Regions from separate parts of the Homo sapiens genome. Here regions 1, 2, 3, 4 and 6 are each linked to region 5. A link is a contact called in ENCODE Hi-C or POLR2A ChIA-PET data. All regions are on one chromosome and are shown on one strand. Each heading gives the region's core, a stretch centred on a gene start or an enhancer-like site at or near the end of the contact. The rest is flanking DNA. Distances are from core to core; before and after follow the strand shown. Region 1 has its middle 19 kb from the start of TMSB10. Region 2 holds the start of RETSAT (retinol saturase). Region 3 holds the start of TMSB10 (thymosin beta 10). Region 4 has its middle 28 kb from the start of KCMF1. Region 5 holds the start of KDM3A (lysine demethylase 3A). Region 6 holds the start of KCMF1 (potassium channel modulatory factor 1).

Region 1 (2,971 bases), core at 339-2,838, 1.5 Mb before region 5:
TGGACCCAGACTGAATTATAGCCCAGGCTTTCCTGGGTCTCCAGCTTGTCGAAAGCAGATTGTGGGACTCCTCAGCCTCCATAATTGCATGAGTCTACTCATAATAAATTTATTCTTAGGCCAGGCTTGGTGGCTTACACCTGCAATCCCAGCACTTTGGGAGGCCAAAGTGGGTGGATCAAGGTGGGAGGTCAGGGGTTCGAGACTAGCCTGGCCAACATGGTGAAAACCTGTCTCTACTGAAAATACAAAGAATTAGCTGGGTGTGGTGGCGGGCACCTGTAATCCCAGCTTCTCAGGAGGCTAAGGCAGGAGGATTACCTGAGCCCAGGAGCTGGAGGCTTCATTGAGCCATGATCATGCCATAGCACTTCAGCCTGGGCAACAGAGCAAGACCCTGTCTCAAAAAAAAGAAGGAAGGAAGGAAGAAAGGAGGGAGGGGAGGGAGGGGAGGGAGGGAGGGAGGGATTGATTCTAGTTATATAATTCTATGTATAAAATATGCACATTTAAAAAAATATAAGGAAGACATAAAGTTATATTCTTTTGACAAAAAGAATTGTATGTAATACAGAGATTATGTAAAGCCTATTTATGAAAGAAGGTAAAAAGAAACTAGTAAATAGGTGAAAGAGATGTAAAGAGAGTCACAGATGTAAAGATGTATTTTTGGTAACAAAGATTAAGAAGAAAAGAGAATAATTTTGTATGAGAAATAATCTTATGTGGTAAATTTTTGTCCTACAGTAAAATGACTGTTTATTTAAGAAAGAGGGAAATTTATGACAAAACAAAAAGTTCAAGCATGTTGTAAATTGTCTGTGTAAATCATGATAAGGTTCATAAAAAGAAAAGCTATAAAAAATTTTGTGTATGATTAACTTGGCTATAATTAAAAGGAAATAATTTATAATAGTCATGATAAATGTGCTTAACTGCACAAGCAGCCAAAGGGCACAGGAACCACTCTGATTATTCTGTATAGAATTCATTTCCTAGGCCGGGCGCTGTGGCTCACGCCTGTAATCCCAGCACTTTGGGAGGCCGAGGTGGGAGGACCACGAGGTCAGGAGATCAAGACCATCCTGGCCAACATGGTGAAACCCCGTTTCAACTAAAAATACAAAAATTAGCCAGGCATGGTGGTGTGCGCCCGTAGTCTCAGCTACTTGGGAGGCTGAGGCAGGAGAATCACTTGAACCTGGGAGGTGGAGGTTGTGGTAAGCCAAGATCGCACCACTGCACTCTGGGCGACAGAGTGAGACTCCGTCTCAAAAAAAAAAAAAAAAAAGCAGCTGGGTGTGGTAACACACACCTGCAATCCCAGCTACTCAGGAGGCTGAGGCAGGGGAGTCACTTGAACCTGGGAGGCAGGAGTTACAGTGAGCCAAGATCAAGCCACTGCACTCCAGGCCTGGGCAATAGAGTGAGACCCTGTCTAAAAAAAAAAAAAAAAAGAAATTCAATCTGGTCCTGCACCCCACTATTAACTATATCTACCACATCAGTGCTCCTACAGGGGAGGCTACTTCCCTGAACACAGAGAGTGGGTGAGAGTCTCAGGTCCTTGAGGAAACTGCAGGCTTCTGGCTCCTCCCAGTCCTGGGGAGTTTCCCAAACCTCTCTCCCTTTGTCTTGACACTTCCTCTCATTCTCTTCCCCTGGGGTCAACCCACGTAATCCCGGTGCAGCCCATTCCTTCCTGGATTAGCCCACTAAAATGCTAAAACCCATCAGAGTTTCCTTACCACCAACACTGCTCGTGAACAAACCTGTCACCAGGACCTGAACTGTACCAAGGGATGCTTTTCCCCACTATAATCTTCATCAACCTCTTAAATAAAATAAGCACTTATAATATCCTCATATAAACATGAATAAAGGCATCTCTGGAAATGTTTCTGTTTTAATTAAGCTGCAAACGCTTCATCCTTACAAGGCATATAGAGTTTCAAGGCAAACCCATAGTTGCCCCCCACATCCCCAGACCACCCCCTCCTGACTGAAGCAGAAAAATAGGGTCTGGAGGCAGGGAACCTAAGGCCGATTCACGCTGACTTTCTAGAACTAAATCAAAAGGAAAACCCCAACTTTCCACACCTAAGTAACAAAAGGACTGGAGGCTACTCCCTTTGCAAACCCCACCCCCCTTTTCTGTGGGGCCGACGGAAAATTGAAAGTATCTCTGATTGGTTGATTTCTGCAACCAGATATTTGCATAGGAGTGTAACTTTGTAACTTCACTTCAGCCTCTGATTGGTTGCTTTCCACAACCAATCAGACACTTACAAAGGTGTAAGTTACTTTGTAACTTCACTTCAGCCTCTGATTGGTTAATTTCTGCAACCAATCAGACTGATAGTGGGCCACTATTTCTTTTACTTAGAGTGTACACCAAGTCGCCAGTGGGAAACCTCTAGAGGGTATTTAAACCCCAGAAAATCCTATGCTTGGTCTGTTCGCACCCTGTGGAGTGTACTCTCGTTTTCAATAAATTTTTGCTTTTGTTGCTTCATTCCTTCCTTGCTTTGTTTGTGCATTTTGTCCAATCCTTTGTTCAAACTGCCAAGAACCTGGACACCCTCCACCCATAACATAACCAGATTGCTGCCTTTGAGCCTCTTCTTTTTTAGAAATTCTAAAGGCGCTACTGAGAATATGATGCATGTCCCTTCAGCCACTAGCTGTTCCCATCTCTTCTGGGAGATGTTCAGCGCTGGGTCCTCTCCACCTGCCCACAGGTTTAGGGAGCCGAGGGAGCCTTCCAGAGCCTCTAAGTCACCTCTCTAGGAGGCTGTCTGCCTGGCCCACACACAGGCAGGCCCCATTCTTGGCCTCCCCAAGCCAAGAGGGCACAGACTGATGATCCAGGGCAGGTCTAGGCAAGTGGGGCATGCAGGGATGTTGTATTAAAGCTTAAGCATCATGAGAGGATCTGATGACTCAGGGAGCAATTTCTTGAGCCCATATT
Region 2 (2,804 bases), core at 1-2,500, 1.1 Mb before region 5:
CCCTGTCTCTACTAAAAATACAAAAATTAGCTGGGCATGCCCACTACTCGGGAGGCTGAGGCAGGATAATCACTTGAACCCAGGAGGCGGAAGTTGCGGTGAGCGGAGATCGCGCCACTGCACTCTAGCATGGACAATAGAGCGAGACTCTGTTTCAATAAATAAATAAATAATGCCAGTTGCAACTCACTAAATTGATTTCATAGCCCACTAATAGATCACAATCCGGTTTGAAAAGCAGTTAAGCTAGTCATCTCATTTTTAGACCAGCCCAGGTAGGTGCTAATGGTTATGCAGCAAATTAGTGACAGAGTCCAAGCTAAAACTCAGTTCTCAGAAGTCCAGATGATTAGTCCTTCCACTTAGAACAGTACTGTCTCCGATTGTGTAGCAAGATATGACACGGAGAATTCTAAAATTTACAAGTGAGAGGGACTCCGTAGATCAAACAGGTGATCCATTATTTTTTAAAGCAGCAGAACTCTTTAAACTCTAGAAGCAACCACAAAATATGTTTTAAAGATGAGAGTGGAGAGCAGGCTCTGAGCCTGAGGCGCCTTGTTGAACCTCTGCCAATGTTTCAGAACTAGGGTTCAATCCTTACGATTTGGGACCATGCAAAGCCTGTTAAATCACCGGACGGGCAAAACGCAATTTCCTACGCATTTCTGTGCTGCTCCCCCACACCCCTGAGCTCGCATGGGAGGGTAGGTGAAAAAGTTAAGGTCCTGGAACCAAGTGGAGGAATGAGTCACGGGGATTATCAGTTCCACGAGCCACGGGGATTACAAGTGGCAGGGCGGGTGCCAACACCTTGCAAACCAAGGACAATGACCACACCCTTGGGACTACTATTCCCGGGGCCTACTAGGGCAAAGGCTATCGACAGTGTTGCACACTAAAGCGGGGCTCCTCCACGTGCAAGGAAGCCCTCCTAGTACTTTACATATGGGGAAACTAAGGCCCACGTCTGGTAGCGGCTGCCTTGGCAAAATGAGAACCCAAATCTGTGAGAAAGCCTCGAGTGCAGCCCCGGACCCCAGGGTCCCTCCTGCTACCTTGTTTGAGAACCTTCTTCCTGGCCTCCTTGTCAGTTACCAGGGGCGCTGGGGGCCGTTTGACATCTTCGGAGAAAGGATTCGGGGAGCTGCCAGAGAATAGTCCCAAGTAAACTTTGCAGAGGACGGCCAGCAGCAGCACAGCCAGGAGCAGCACCAGCGGAAGCCACATCACGCCGGCGTCGGGTCGGGTAAATGGGACAGCTCCGACTGCGCTCAGCCTCTAGGACTGTGGCTCCGCCCGGGCTAGTTCGCTCTCCAGTCAGGAGGCGGAGGCAGCTTTGAGCACTGATTAACCAGCCAGCCAGCGAAGAGCCAACTCTCAGGTGATGATTGACCCTCCCGGCTCTCCGTACTTCTTTTGGGTTTCCATTGCCTACTGGGAAATGTAGTTCTCGGGGCCAGGGGAGCCGGCACGGAAGCGGCTGTGCGCATGAGCAGATGAGGCCTAGCCGAGGCGGCGGGACCCCCAAGTTTGGAAAGCTCTTTTAACGGTGAGAACGCGTTAACACTTGCCAAGGGGAGTGGTTGGTGCCTGTGCGGAGCTAGCAGCCGGCCTGAGGAGGGAGGGAGAATGTGATCCGGTGGAAATTATCACTATGGGGCGAGACAAGGCCGAGAGTTGTAAGACTGAAAGAGAATCCCGACTGGGAGACAGGAGTCCTGAGTTCTGGTCCTGGCTCTGCCCTGGACTCGCTGCCTTGAGGTGTTAAATTGCTTTCCTCGTCTTACGCCTCCAGGCTATGCGAAAGTTCTGTCCAAAGGCTGCTCACAGCCCCTGTCTGACTGGTTGTCATGATGAATTGAGCTCTCTGTTACCTGCGCATCACAACCGGTGAGCGTCTGTCTCTGTGCCCCTCAAAGTGGCCCATAGTTTTGTCCTGGGGGCCCGCCTGGGACGGAGTCCTCTATGGCGGGTCCCTAATGACACCCCATCCGTGGGGAACCTGGGGGACGGGGAGCCGCCCATGGACAAGCATGGTGAAAGGATCAGCTAAGGGCCCATCTAATTTAAATTCCTATGCAGAGAATCTAACCTCCAGCAAGCAGTTGAAGAATCATACCCCCTCCTTGCCTAAAGAGGGTGCATAATGAATACTTGATTGGAGAAGGATCCATTTTTACAGGAAGGCCGTTTCCTTAGGTCCAACTATCAGGAATTTGCCTTTGAGTACTTCCTTGTTTAATGGAATTGTTGCTCTTTTCTTCTCTGCTACAGATAGTAACTGTCCCTACTGAAGGCCCCAGGAGTGCTCCAGCCAGGTGTGGAAAGCTGGTCACGATTCTATGCTACTTGGTTCATTTTCTACACAGCAACAGAAGAGCCCTCCTGAGATTGCTATTACCATACCCGCCTGTCACCTTGCCAAGGCTGGCCAATGTGTGTTTTGTCATAGGCTGTCATGGAGGCCATGATGGAGGAAAAGGAAAGGGGAGGCAGATGTTGAGGCCCCAGAGGCCACAGTGAGAGCAGTTTAGTTCCTGGGGTGCCAGGACTAAGGGGGCATTGCCCTGTCCCCCGGATTACAGTGAGCCACATGTCAAGCCCAAGAGCCAGGAGGTATTCTTCCTCTCAGTGTTAATAATCAAAGCATCCTGACACCAGCAGCCAGTTTTTATGGCATCCTGGAGGGCTGACCTCATAGAGAGGCTACCCTCCTTCCTTAGTCACCCAAAGTTGTGAACTATGATTGTCAGTTGTGTGTGGGCCATCTGCCCACTTAGGATGCAATTTTTGATGTGACA
Region 3 (3,004 bases), core at 371-2,870, 1.5 Mb before region 5:
AAAAAAAAAAGAAAGAAAAAGTATCCACTCTATGCCTCTTCTTTATCTCACCTCAGTTTATGCCAAGGCTATTTTATAGATGAAGAAACTAAGGAAAAGATTTGCCCAAGGTCACACAAGCCTATGCTCTCTTCCCACTGTTCCAAACTGAAGGAACGTGAGAAAAGCAGGTAAAATCAGGAGGGGAGAAGCAGGGAGTGGTGCTCAGGCTTGTAATCCCAGCACTTTGGGAGGTTAAGGCAGGCAGATGGCTTGAGCCCAGAAGTTCGAGACCAGCCTGGGCAACATGGTGAAATCTCGTCTCTACAAAAAGAACACAAAAGATTTGCCGCTAGTGGTGGTGCACGCCCGCAGTCCCAACTGCTCAGGAGGCTGAGGTGGAAGAATCACTTGAACCGGGGAAGTCCAGGCTGCCATAAGCCGTGATCACACCACTGCACTCCAGCCTGGGTGACAGAGTGAGACCCTGTCTCAAAAAAAGTAAATAAATAAAATCAGGACCGAATTTAGGATGTCACCACCAAATCCCACTTTAAAGAGCTCGGTAATACTTCACACTTAAAAAAGGAAAGGTCAGGACAAATAAAAGAATGACCAGCCTTAACTCCGGGGCTGGTAATTTATGGAACTTATTACCTAACGGTGTTGCACAGGCTGAAAATACAACTTTTCTAAGAAAGATGTGAATAATTGCAGTATACCACTCCTACAATGGGTTAATAAGAAAAACAAGAACGTTTGTAGGCATGTGGGTCTCTATTATCCTCAAGGTTAACTTCAAGGAGGAAAACCGCACCCGCTGATACAGTGTTTCTAGGAGCTCGACGAGAAAAGGCAAACTGCGAGCCTTCTCGGGACGCCCTGTTCCCACCACAGCCCTTCACACAATGCGTCTAACAGCATTTAAGGAACACCCGCCACGCCAACGATCCTGCTGGAACCGCCCAGTTCAGGGAACAGGGGACGACTGACCAGAAGGCAACCGCCCCCAACCTGAGCAAAGAGCGCTGGAAACCTATTCCCCCCTCCCCCTACACCCCCCCGCCCCCCGCTCCACTACGGGACCCTCGGCTCGAATTCTTTTAGTGCAGGACCACCTTAGGACTCAGCCTCCCTAAGGAGAGGAAAAGTGGGGGAGGGAAGGGGACTCTGGAGGAGCAAAAGCAAGAGGCCTGGGGGCGACTGGGGTGGGGCGTCTCCTAGAGCGAGGATTGCTGCAGAGTGCGCGTGCACGCCCGCACATCCACACCCACGGCTACACATCATATCTGCACACGCACAAAACCACACACCCTCCCACGCCGGTCCCATATCCTTTCTGCGGGGTGAGCAGCAGATTCCCGGAAAGGGGGAAATGTAGCCGCAAAAGCAAAGCCGGGGGCCTGGCGCCCACTCTGGCGGCGACTACAGCCCCCACGCTGGGCACACTGCGAGCTGGGGGTGCCCGGCGCGGGAGAAGCCGCGCCCAGCCGGGCTGGTAGCCCAGCGGGGGGCGCGGCAGGGCGAGGAGCAGCCCGCGCTGCTCCCGCCCCTCGGGTGCCAGCACCGCCCCTGCTGCGGCGGGTGAGGGGCGGGGCGGGGCGCGGCGTATATAAGGCTAGGGGCGGGCGCCGCTCTTTTGTTTCTTGCTGCAGCAACGCGAGTGGGAGCACCAGGATCTCGGGCTCGGAACGAGACTGCACGGTGAGTGCGGCGCCGGGGCGGGGGGCCCACCCAGGGTGTGGTCGGATCCGGTGCACCGGGCGGGCGCGCCGCAACCGCGACAGGCGCCCTTCTCGGACCGGACGCAGGGGCCGGCGACCACGCCCTGGGACCGAGAAGAGGGGTGCGGGACGCGCCCAGATCCTCGGCCTTGGGGCTGCTCGGCACGCCTTGGCGCGAGTGCCACGTCGAGAGGCGTCGGCGGGGAGCGCGGAAGGGGACGCTGGCCCCCAGGCCCAGGTCAAGCGCCTTGGTTTGCCCACTAGGATTGTTTTAAGAAAATGGCAGACAAACCAGACATGGGGGAAATCGCCAGCTTCGATAAGGCCAAGCTGAAGAAAACGGAGACGCAGGAGAAGAACACCCTGCCGACCAAAGAGAGTGAGTGTGCCTCGGTCTCCCGCGCCCCAGCCCAGCCCCTCACCCTGCTCTTCCTTGCAAACCCACTCCTCCACCCCCCACCCCGCCGTTGTCCCCGGTGTGGGCGGCCCCGGCCACTCTTTCAGTTTCACAAAGCGCCTTGTTTCTCCCCAGCCCCAAGCTTCCTTCTAAATCCCCACACCTCGTGGGTGCCTCGCCCACACCGGGAAGCACCTCGGTTGCGGGTGGGGGTTGCAGCTCCCCTCCAGCGCCCGCTTCCCGCTCTCCACAGCCATTGAGCAGGAGAAGCGGAGTGAAATTTCCTAAGATCCTGGAGGATTTCCTACCCCCGTCCTCTTCGAGACCCCAGTCGTGATGTGGAGGAAGAGCCACCTGCAAGATGGACACGAGCCACAAGCTGCACTGTGAACCTGGGCACTCCGCGCCGATGCCACCGGCCTGTGGGTCTCTGAAGGGACCCCCCCCCAATCGGACTGCCAAATTCTCCGGTTTGCCCCGGGATATTATAGAAAATTATTTGTATGAATAATGAAAATAAAACACACCTCGTGGCATGGCTGGCGTGGTCTGAGTCTTTTAGTTGAGTATGCGTGGGCAGTGCCACTGCAGCAAAGCCCCTCGATGGAGTAGAGTTCCTGCCGCAAAGGGGAGGAGGTGGGTCGCAGAATGGGCTGACTCGGAGGGAGTTTTTAATTTTGGCTTTACCTGCTTCTCCGTAAGATTTCATGACTTGTTAGCCACTTAACTCTTGCTCGTAAGCAATCTGTGTAAAATTTAACCCCACTTTGTCCCCAGGTTGCGTTGGAAAATGCTTTTTCAAAAGAGCAAGGTTTGCTTTTGATAAGCTTCGAAAGCCCCACTGTTTCCCTCTGGCCTCCTCCTAGCTGACTCAGAAGGGAACACTGATTTTAAAGAAAGAAAA
Region 4 (2,902 bases), core at 390-2,889, 1.5 Mb before region 5:
GCTTGGGCTCAGGAGTTGGAGACCAGCCTGGGCAACATGGCAAAACCCCATCTCCACAAAAAATATAAAAATTAGTCAGGTGTGGTGGCTCACACCTGTAGTGCCAGCTACTCGGAAGGCTGAGGCAGGAGGATCACTTGAGCCCAGGAGGCTGGGGTTGCAGTGAGCCAAGATCGTACCACTGCACTCCAGCCTGGGTGACAGAGGGAGACCATGTCTCAAGAAAAACAAAAACAAAAACAAAAGATTAGGCCTTTATTCACCTTTACACCTGTAGTGTCTGGCCCAGAGCTCTTAGATGATCAACAAGGGTTTTATTAGATGAGTGAAAAAAATTAATAAATTGGGCCAGGTGTGGTGGCTCACGCCAGTAATCCTAGCACTTTGGGAGGCCAAGTTGAGACAATCATCTGAAGTCAGGAGTTCAAGACCAGCCTGGCCAACATGGCAAAATCCTGTCTTTACTAAAAATACAAAAATTAGCCAGGTGTGGTGGTGCGTGCCTGTAATCCTAGCTACTTGGGAGGCTGAGACAGGACAATCTCTGGAACCCGGGAGGCGGAGGTTGCAGTGAGCTGAGATCATGCCACTGCACTCCAGCCTGGGCCACAGATTGAGACTCCGTCTCAAGGAAAAAAAAAATGATAAATTGGGCTTCTAGGTTCAATCTCAGGAAAACAACTGGAAACTATATACTGTAAGGACTAAGGCTATAATCACCTTAAGAGATTTCATGACTCTGCAACTTCCCCATGTGTGGGATTTTTGTCTTCTCACCTGTATTTCCCTAGACAGACTAGTAATTAAACATCTAAAACAAAAAGGGTCAGTGCCCTGTAAGCGTGTAGAGTATCCTGACTCAGCCAGCAGGTATCTTCCGCTCACTGGGCCCACACTGGCCACAAGGCCAGGACATAGCTTCTGTCTCAGAATCCTAGTCATGGCTCTGTGGTGCCATCTTTTTAGAAGTAGAAGTATTTCTTGAGGGCTACAATGTGCCAGGCACTGGACTGGTGGTCTGAGCTCCATCTGCATAGGGGAGGGATTTCAGAGCATTGCCCCTTAAAGTGAATACTTGTTGCTTGTTCCCCACCCCTCTTTCTCCAGCACAAGACCCTGCTGCAGGTTCCTGACCTCAGAGATCCATTCAGGGGCCAGCAAATGACCCTACTGGCCCCATCAGAGTGACTCTCAGCACTGCTGCAGGCACCTGTGGATAAAAGGCTTGCCCTTTTTGGCTTGACTTGATCTGGAAAGGAATGAGTTGGAACTACTATTACCATTTTTTTTTTAGATGGAGTCTCGCTCTGTTGCCCAGGCTGGAATGCAGTGGTGTGATCTCAGCTCACCAACCTCTGCCTCCCGGGCTCAAGCGATTCTGGTGCCTCAGCCTCCTGAGTAGCTGGGATTACAGGCGTCCACCACCACGCCCGGCTAATTTTTGTATTTTTAGTAGGAGATGGGGCTTTACCACGTTGGCCAGACTGGTCTTGAACTGCTGACCTCAAGTGATCAGCCTGCCTCGGCCTCCTAAAGTGCTGGGATTACAGGCGTGAGCCACTGCACCTGGCCTACTATCACCATTTTTTGCCACCACACAGAGAACCCCCCCAAGAATAGAGCTGAGAGATAGGAAGTGAGACTGAATCATCAGGGAGTGAAATCAAGGGCCTTGCCACATTTACATCCCTAGATCCAGTCATGCCTAAAGTGAGGCTTTCAGTTACATGTGAGAAAGAGCTCTAGCATATATTCTCTGTTCTCTCTGACTATAGAAGATCAGTCACATGACAAATTTTATTTCACAAAGCTGCTGGAGGCCTGAGCTATAGGTCTGCATACAGGTAAGAGGCCCCCCGATGAAGACTGAGAGGAAAGATCCATAGATACATGGGTGAAACAAGGTCAATAAAAGGCATTCTGCCTCCACTGAGATACAACAGGTATGTAAACATATGGGAGAGAAAGGGAAATGGGTCAGTCAGAAGCCAAGCCAAGCTGGGGTTGTCAACTTGGTCCAGGAGTGGGAATGAATGTGCCAGTCCCCCCCAATTACCAGGAGACATAATAAATGATTGTTAAAGGCTGGGTGCGGTGGCTCTTGCCTGTAATCCCAGCACTTTGGGAGGCCAAGGCGGGTGAATCACCTGAGGTCAGGAGTTTGAGACCAGCCTGGCTAACAGGGTAAAAGCCCGTCTCTACTAAAAATATGAAAAAGTAGTGGGGTTTGGTGGTGCTCGCCTGTAATCCCAGCTACTCGGGAGGCTGAGGCAGGAGAATCGCTTGAACCTGGGAGAAGGAGGGGTTACAGTGAGCCGAGATTGCGCCACTGCCCTCCAGCCTGGGTGACAGAGCAAGACTCTCTCAAAAAATAAATAAATAAATAAATAAATAATTGTTGTTGTTTGTGTCACCGACACAGTAGATAACTGAAACTATCTTCCTTCCCATATCTGCTCCTCTTCTTTTTTTTTTTTCTTTTTCTGAGTCGGAGTTTCATTTTTATTGCCCAGGCTAGAGTGCAATGGCCCAGTCTCAGCTCACCACAACCTCCCGGGTTCAAGCGATTCTAGTGCCTCAGCCTCCTGAGTAGCTGGGACTACAGGCATGCGCCACAATGCCCAGCTAATTTTAGTAGCGACAGGGTTTCTCCATGTTGGTCAGGCTGGTCTTGAACTCCCAACCTCAGGTGATCCACCTGCCTCAGCCTCCCAAAGTGCTGGGATTACAGGCGTGAGCCTCTGCGCCCGGCATCTGCTCCTCTTCTCATATCTCCCATGTTGGCTAATGGCACCAGCACCTCCTGTGGTAAATATGTATTCTGTCTTTGTCCTCAGTCTTTGCACGCAGCTCCTATAACCCTTGGAATCCCTGGAATGATATCTTTTGTGTGCTAATAAGG
Region 5 (2,738 bases), core at 233-2,732:
AGCCCAGTATTTTCAAGCTTCCTGTTTTGTAAGCATTTGCTTATGGTCAATTTATAGCTGGATTGTCCTTTTATTCCCAACTGTCTTTTAAAACTTGTGAGTGAAATTAACCCATTTACATTTATTGTAAATACTGATGTTTGGACTTTTCACATGAAAAACATTTTTACCATATGTTCTGGTTTCTTTTGCTTATCTCGTTCCCATTTCTGCCTTCTTTCAGCTGGATAGGTTTTTTCTTCTCATTTAGCAGCCCCCTTCCTTTAAATGGTCTACAGATTATAAATCCAATTTAATTCTTGTTACTAACTTTAAAAACTTAAAATCACATTCAGAATATGTATATTGAAAATCAACATCCAGAGTTGATTTGCATCTATAATCCCTTATATGTTTCCAAACATTCTCTGATTATACGTTTCCACGCTTGTAAAATGGGAGGCATGAGTTCTTCTTAAGGATTAAATGTGATGTAATGTCAAACACTAGCCTTTATGAACATATCTTCAATTTCTTCATTCCATTTCTTTTTCATTCAATCAAAATACTTCAGGTCCAGAGCACACAATCACCTCTAAACTCCTTTGTCCTTCAAAGTCACCTTCTCTTTCATCTCTTCCATCATTCATTATGGCCTTCAACTACTTTAAATTTCTTTGTAAGTATCTGAATACCTTCTCAATCCCACTTTGGAGAAAAAAAAATCTCATTATACATTGTATTTAAAGGTCTCTTTTGCTCTAAATTTAATGAACGTCATTATCCAGTAACTCCACGCCTTTCTTCATTTATCCTTCAAAATGGCGGACTTTAGACGTTCCACGATCAGTACCACGTGCGCCTGCGCCTCCCGCAGCCATTTCGCCCAGCAGCCTAAGCTCGGCGAGGCGCCTGCGCACGAGCCTCCAGAGCACTATCGCTCCTCCCTCTAGCTGAGTACGCCTGAAACCGCACGTTCTCTTCCCTGCCCTCCCCCGCTAACCCTGCACCGCCCTCACCCTTTCCTGTGAGATTCTTCCGCCAAGTGGAAGGCTCATCTTCGGTCGACAGCCTACGCGGTTGAAGAACAATCCAGTAGGCACTTATAGCTCAGGGTCTCGCCATTCAGTCTTATCTATGCGCCACAGCAATTTTCCTCCGGGCCCCAAAGTTGATAACCGATTTCGCGGGACTTTTTTTTTGCATACTGTGAGGCAACAAATGGAAAGAATAGGCCTATGGCGGAGGGATCACTCGCTTATTCTCTGTGTACTTTAACCTAATGGGGGTCGCCCGGGAGTCGGAAGGGGGAGGGGAAAGGGAGGAGGCAGCCAAGGAATTGTTTTTTTCTCTGGCCCCGCCCTCGCCCGGGGGGCCAATGGTGATGATCTGTTTCCCCCGGAGCCTCGCCCAGCTCCTGTGTTTCAGCCAATGAGCGGCGGAAGCGGCTCCGAGGGGGGCGGGTCCGGGAGGCTGTGCGTGTCTTGTGAGAGCTCTTGAACCAAGTCAGCGCTGGAGTCGGCTAGGCGGCTGGAAACGGCGGCTGCCGCCGGTGACTCAGGGAGGCGGGAGGCGGGGTAAGAGCGCCGCGGCCTCGGCTGCGGGGAGAGGGGAGAGAAAGGTGAAAGCGCCGAGCGCGCGGCCCCGTCGCCCGTTGGCAGCGGCGCAGGCCCGGGAGACGGGCGCCCGGGGTTCGGGGCCGGGGAGCTGGGCGCCGGGGCGGGGCGGCGGGGCAAGTGCGGAATCGCGGGCTCGCCCACCCTCCCCCGTGGGGCCGCCCGGGGCGGGGACCCAGCCGCCCGGGACCGGCTCTCTGCACCAGGGGCCTTTTCTTTTCGGGGCTGGGGGCTGAGCACTTTCAAATCCACTCGAGCCGCAGATAATTTTTCCCTCACTCCCTCTGCGGTTGCGTTTGAGCTGTTAGAAAAGCCAAACTTGGGAGAGCGAGGGTCACGCGGCGCTGGGGCCCGGGTGTGTGGCGGGGGAGGGCGGCGGGGGGCGGGAGGGCGCAGGAGGGGGGCTCGGTGCGGGTCCGCCCGGGGCCGCGTCCTCGCGCGGGTTCGGCGCCCTCCGCCCGCCCTCCCTGCTGTCTCCGCCCGGCCCCCTCCCACCGGCCGCCCCCGTCGCATTTTGTTTTTGTGTTTTTGCAGGGAGGAGCTCTTCCTGCAGGCGTGGAAACCATGGTGCTCACGCTCGGAGAAAGTTGGCCGGTATTGGTGGGGAGGAGGTTTCTCAGTCTGTCCGCAGCCGACGGCAGCGATGGCAGCCACGACAGCTGGGACGTGGAGCGCGTCGCCGAGTGGCCCTGGCTCTCCGGGACCATTCGAGCTGTTTCCCACACCGACGTTACCAAGAAGGATCTGAAGGTACAGGCGGCTCCGGGCCTCTGCCACCGGACGTTTCGCAGTTACCGTGGTAACGCGACCATCGGTTCCCTCCTTCCGTTTTCTGAAAACGGAGACCAGAAAGTTGGCATATGATCTGAAGGTGCAGGAAGCTAGATCTTGAAAGTCTTTGGAATGGTTGTATAGAGCCGAGTTGTGTTTGGCCCACAGCTCCTGGCTGCCTGGCTTTAATAATGGGCTTAGGGTTGTTCAGACACGCTTCATTAATGCCGGTGCTGTGTCCCACCAGGACTGTCTCATCTTTACTGCAGAGGAGGAGGAGTATTTTTGTTAGCGTTAGGTAGGGCCTGTAAGTGACGTTTGGAGTCATTAAGAATTGAAGGTTAGTGCTTGGAAGTACTTTCAGCTGGTTTT
Region 6 (2,858 bases), core at 173-2,672, 1.5 Mb before region 5:
TAACAATCTTTTTACTGTGTCCTGTGCTAGGTATTTTATATGCATTTTAGCACTTAACCTCCAAACCTCTTATTATTAAACCTCTGTTGTTACGTCCATTTTAAAGATAGAAAAGTCAGGGCACAGAGAGGTTTAGAGATCACACAGCCAGCAAATGGTGGACAGTATAAGAGTAACCTCAAAGCAAGCAGTACCCCAGATTCCAATTTCAGTTGACTTAGCCTGGTAACAGTTCAATTTTATGCAAAACCCACAACTTCAAATGGAAAAAGATAAATTAAAACAACCACAAAAACCAGACAAATGGAGGCTCAGCAGGCCTTGTAGCTCATCCACGGTTACACAGAGGATCTCAGAGCCAAAATTCCATGGCCGATCCGTCTTGACTTCAAAGCGCGATCTATTTCCACCAAACCACGGAACCATCGACACGTGGTAAGGGGCAGTACAAAGATTTGTTGAATTAATAATGCCTGAAAACAAATTGACAATAAGAAGGTAAAAATGGAAAACACAGATAAAATCGGAAAAGCAGACCACTTTCAGGAAACAAAAAACTCCAAATTTTCAAGGCAGGGCATTCACGGTGAGCCAAGGCGCTGGGACAAAGTTTGCGCGGGTACCGCCGGACTCCCGGGCTGCCCGGCGCGGAGTCTTTAACGGAGATGGTTCGCAAGGAATCGGCCTCGGAGCCCGGCAGCCTCCTGGCTTCCCTCCTGACCACCAGTAACCCGGCCGGGAAACACTGGCGAAGACCGGGGGCCAGTCGCCTTCCCTTTCTGGGCTGTTGGCTTAAAATACACACAAACACAAGTCCCCAGGCGGTCCGCGGCCTCTCAGTGGGGCTGGAGCTCGCTGCCCGAGGCCCGCCCGGAAGCCATGCACCTGCGGACAGGAGTCTCTCCGAGTCGCAGCTCGCCGCCGAGAAGCACCCACCTCCCGCGGCCGGCGCAGCCCAAGGCCCTGGCCCCTATAGCCCGGCCTAGGCCCGCCCCAGGCGGGGCTAGGGGCGGCGTGGCGGGCGGGCGCCCCTCGGGCCGCGCCGGTGAGCAGCGGGAGCCGGCGCCGGGCATTTCCTCTTCCTCCCTACGCGCGGCGCGGCGGCGGCGGCGGCGGCCAGGCCGAGGCTGGGCACGGGCGCCCGATCGCGGCCTGCTGGCTAGCGCGGGCAAGCGCCGCGCCCCGAGCCGCCGTCGCCGCGTCGCCCCCGTCGCGACCGCCGGCCGCGGGGCCTCCGGGCGGCTGGGCCCGGCGAGGGCAGCGAGAGGCGGGGCTGGCGTGCGGGCGGCGGAAGGAGGCGGAGGAGGAGGAAGAGGAGGAGGAGGAGGCGGCGGCCGGGAGCCGGGGGAGAGGGGCGGGGGGTGGGCCGGGGGAGGGGAGGAGCGGGATTTGCGGAGCGCCGCGCCGCTGCCGGGAGCCGGCAGGCCCGAGAGTGACCGGAGTCACGGCGGGCGCCGGCGGAGCTGCGGCGTCGGACCCGCCTCCTGGAGGAGCTCAGCCCCGACCAGGCCCGGCCCCATTCCCGCCCCGCGCCGCCTCCCCGCCGCCGCCGCCGCCGCCGCCGCGGGAGCGCTCCCCTGCCCACCCCGCCCCCGCGGCCGAGCCCGGGAGTCGAGTGGGAGTCGGCCGGCCGGCGCGGGCAGCGCCGGGACCCCGCGGGGGACACTGCAGCCGGAGCCCGGGAGGGGCCGCGCCGCCACCGTCTGAACTAGGATGTCCCGACATGAAGGTGAGAGGAGCCCCCGCCCCCACCCGCACCTCCCGGGCCTCGGCCTACCCCGCCCGGGCCGGGCGCGGCGGAGGGCGGCCGGGAAGCGGCGGAGACTTTGGCCGAGCCCGAGCCGGGCCCGAGGCGCTGGACCCGGGAGCGAGCGAGCGAGGGCGGAGAGCCGCGGCGCCGCTGCCGCCACGGCCGCGGCCCTTAGCTGGGCCTGGTGCTGGAGGCGGGGCGGCCCGGGCGGCCGGAGGGTTTGCACTGTCATGGGGCGGAGGGGGAGGGGAGGCGGCGGGGCCCGTTACCGGCGGGAGCTCGGCCTTCGGGACTGATACCGGACGCCAAGGCCCGCCCGGCCGGTTCAGGAGCCGCGGGCCCCAGCGCGGCCTAGCGCTCCCGCCGCCCCGGAAGAGCCCGGTGTGGTCGCAGAGCCGGGCCGCGGGCGGCAGCAGGAGGCAAAAGAGCCGGCCCGGGACCCGGCAGGCGCGTCCGGTCGCCGGGAGACGACGGCGAGTGTCCCCGCCTGCGGGCGACCGCGGGGCTGGCGGGAAGGCTCTGCGGCCAAGGGACGGGAAGCCCTCGCCGCCTGGAGCCCGCCCCGGCCTCGCGGCTAGGCCTCGGCGCGTCCCTGGGCTCGGGTAACCAAGTTCCCGGGGTGGATCCGACCCCGCCGCAGCAAGCAAACTCCCTGCTCAGTCACCCAGGCGGAGCAGGGCTCGCTCCCCGCGGCCCTGGTGCCCTCGCCGGCATGTGCTGCCTACCAGACCAGGTTTTGGAAAATGACGATGGTGAGGTCTGTTCATGGTCGGGGGTCGTTTTGGACCTTGTTTTGCCATTTTAAAACACGATTGGAGTACAGTTGCAAATAAGCAGACAGCTCTAAGCCCAGTCCCAGGGCACAAAGAGACAAATGTTTAGGGTCGATGTATAGGCTTTGAGCTGGTAAGAAATAAGTTAACTTTAATTTATTGCCATATGGTTTAGAAAAGGAGGAGGGGGTTGTGTTTTCTTTGTTTCACTACTACAGGTTTTTGGATAAAAAGTGTTAAGAGTCTTGGCGAAAAGTTTGTCCTGCTAAGGTTAATACAAGATTGTAGAAGTGGCTTGAAAGTTTGTGTACTCCGGATTTTAAAATCCTGTATAG

The links. Hi-C counts contacts between places; a loop is a spot of excess contacts on that map. ChIA-PET counts read pairs that join two places held with the same protein, here RNA polymerase II (POLR2A). Pooled maps may share reads with other maps.
Region 1: a loop to region 5 is called in a map with no recorded cell type, with 9 times the contacts of the local background. The contact joins the enhancer-like site here to the promoter of KDM3A in region 5. A Hi-C loop is called at or near these places in 3 of 37 single-sample maps with no recorded cell type and 8 of 50 pooled maps. POLR2A ChIA-PET finds 5 or more read pairs at or near these places in 1 of 52 experiments (CD4-positive, alpha-beta T cell).
Region 2: a loop to region 5 is called in a map of CD4-positive, alpha-beta memory T cell, with 9 times the contacts of the local background. The contact joins the promoter of RETSAT here to the promoter of KDM3A in region 5. A Hi-C loop is called at or near these places in 1 of 168 maps with a recorded cell type or tissue (CD4-positive, alpha-beta memory T cell), 2 of 37 single-sample maps with no recorded cell type and 8 of 50 pooled maps. POLR2A ChIA-PET finds 5 or more read pairs at or near these places in 1 of 52 experiments (CD4-positive, alpha-beta T cell).
Region 3: a pooled map shows a loop between it and region 5 (18-fold over the local background). The contact joins the promoter of TMSB10 here to the promoter of KDM3A in region 5. A Hi-C loop is called at or near these places in 2 of 37 single-sample maps with no recorded cell type and 9 of 50 pooled maps. POLR2A ChIA-PET finds 5 or more read pairs at or near these places in 3 of 52 experiments (BJ, CD4-positive, alpha-beta T cell and CD4-positive, alpha-beta memory T cell).
Region 4: a pooled map shows a loop between it and region 5 (10-fold over the local background). The contact joins the enhancer-like site here to the promoter of KDM3A in region 5. A Hi-C loop is called at or near these places in 1 of 37 single-sample maps with no recorded cell type and 4 of 50 pooled maps. POLR2A ChIA-PET finds 5 or more read pairs at or near these places in 1 of 52 experiments (CD8-positive, alpha-beta memory T cell).
Region 6: a loop to region 5 is called in a pooled map, with 9 times the contacts of the local background. The contact joins the promoter of KCMF1 here to the promoter of KDM3A in region 5. A Hi-C loop is called at or near these places in 1 of 37 single-sample maps with no recorded cell type and 14 of 50 pooled maps. POLR2A ChIA-PET finds 5 or more read pairs at or near these places in 2 of 52 experiments (CD8-positive, alpha-beta memory T cell and MCF 10A).

Annotation. Positions count from the first base shown.
Region 1 is chr2:84,922,688-84,925,658 of GRCh38, forward strand. No RefSeq gene overlaps it. Among named protein-coding and RNA genes, the nearest start is that of TMSB10, 19 kb to the left of the region's middle. RefSeq lists an enhancer at 2,392-2,441. Within about 2 kb of position 1,589, at least 19 of the 41 ENCODE cell types and tissues checked have a DNase peak (open chromatin) inside an H3K27ac peak, as active enhancers do; they include CD4-positive, alpha-beta T cell, where a contact is called at or near this core.
Region 2 is chr2:85,353,278-85,356,081 of GRCh38, forward strand. RETSAT (retinol saturase) reads right to left here and starts at 1,251. Exons shown (of 11, transcript NM_017750.4): 1 at 1,059-1,251. The coding sequence starts at 1,230. ELMOD3 (ELMO domain containing 3) reads left to right here and starts at 1,492. Exons shown (of 14, transcript NM_001135022.2): 1 at 1,492-1,552; 2 at 1,799-1,893; 3 at 2,278-2,321. RefSeq lists enhancers at 1,253-1,754, 1,319-1,718, 1,755-2,254, 1,889-1,948.
Region 3 is chr2:84,904,036-84,907,039 of GRCh38, forward strand. It overlaps TMSB10 (thymosin beta 10), which reads left to right and starts at 1,621. Exons shown (of 3, transcript NM_021103.4): 1 at 1,621-1,683; 2 at 1,968-2,082; 3 at 2,354-2,636. The coding sequence starts at 1,983. The coding sequence ends at 2,388. LOC105374836 (a long non-coding RNA gene) reads right to left here and starts at 2,986. Exons shown (of 2, transcript XR_940308.3): 1 at 2,628-2,986. RefSeq lists a silencer at 1,378-1,917 and enhancers at 1,884-3,004, 2,888-2,947.
Region 4 is chr2:84,941,517-84,944,418 of GRCh38, forward strand. No RefSeq gene overlaps it. Among named protein-coding and RNA genes, the nearest start is that of KCMF1, 28 kb to the right of the region's middle. RefSeq lists an enhancer at 1,783-1,872. Within about 2 kb of position 1,640, at least 5 of the 41 ENCODE cell types and tissues checked have a DNase peak (open chromatin) inside an H3K27ac peak, as active enhancers do.
Region 5 is chr2:86,439,889-86,442,626 of GRCh38, forward strand. It overlaps KDM3A (lysine demethylase 3A), which reads left to right and starts at 1,483. Exons shown (of 26, transcript NM_018433.6): 1 at 1,483-1,556; 2 at 2,130-2,345. The coding sequence starts at 2,160. RefSeq lists enhancers at 552-1,095, 917-1,116, 1,197-1,276, 2,267-2,326 and silencers at 1,407-1,796, 2,017-2,066.
Region 6 is chr2:84,969,739-84,972,596 of GRCh38, forward strand. It overlaps KCMF1 (potassium channel modulatory factor 1), which reads left to right and starts at 1,423. Exons shown (of 7, transcript NM_020122.5): 1 at 1,423-1,729. The coding sequence starts at 1,714. RefSeq lists an enhancer at 350-429 and silencers at 928-1,177, 1,208-2,297.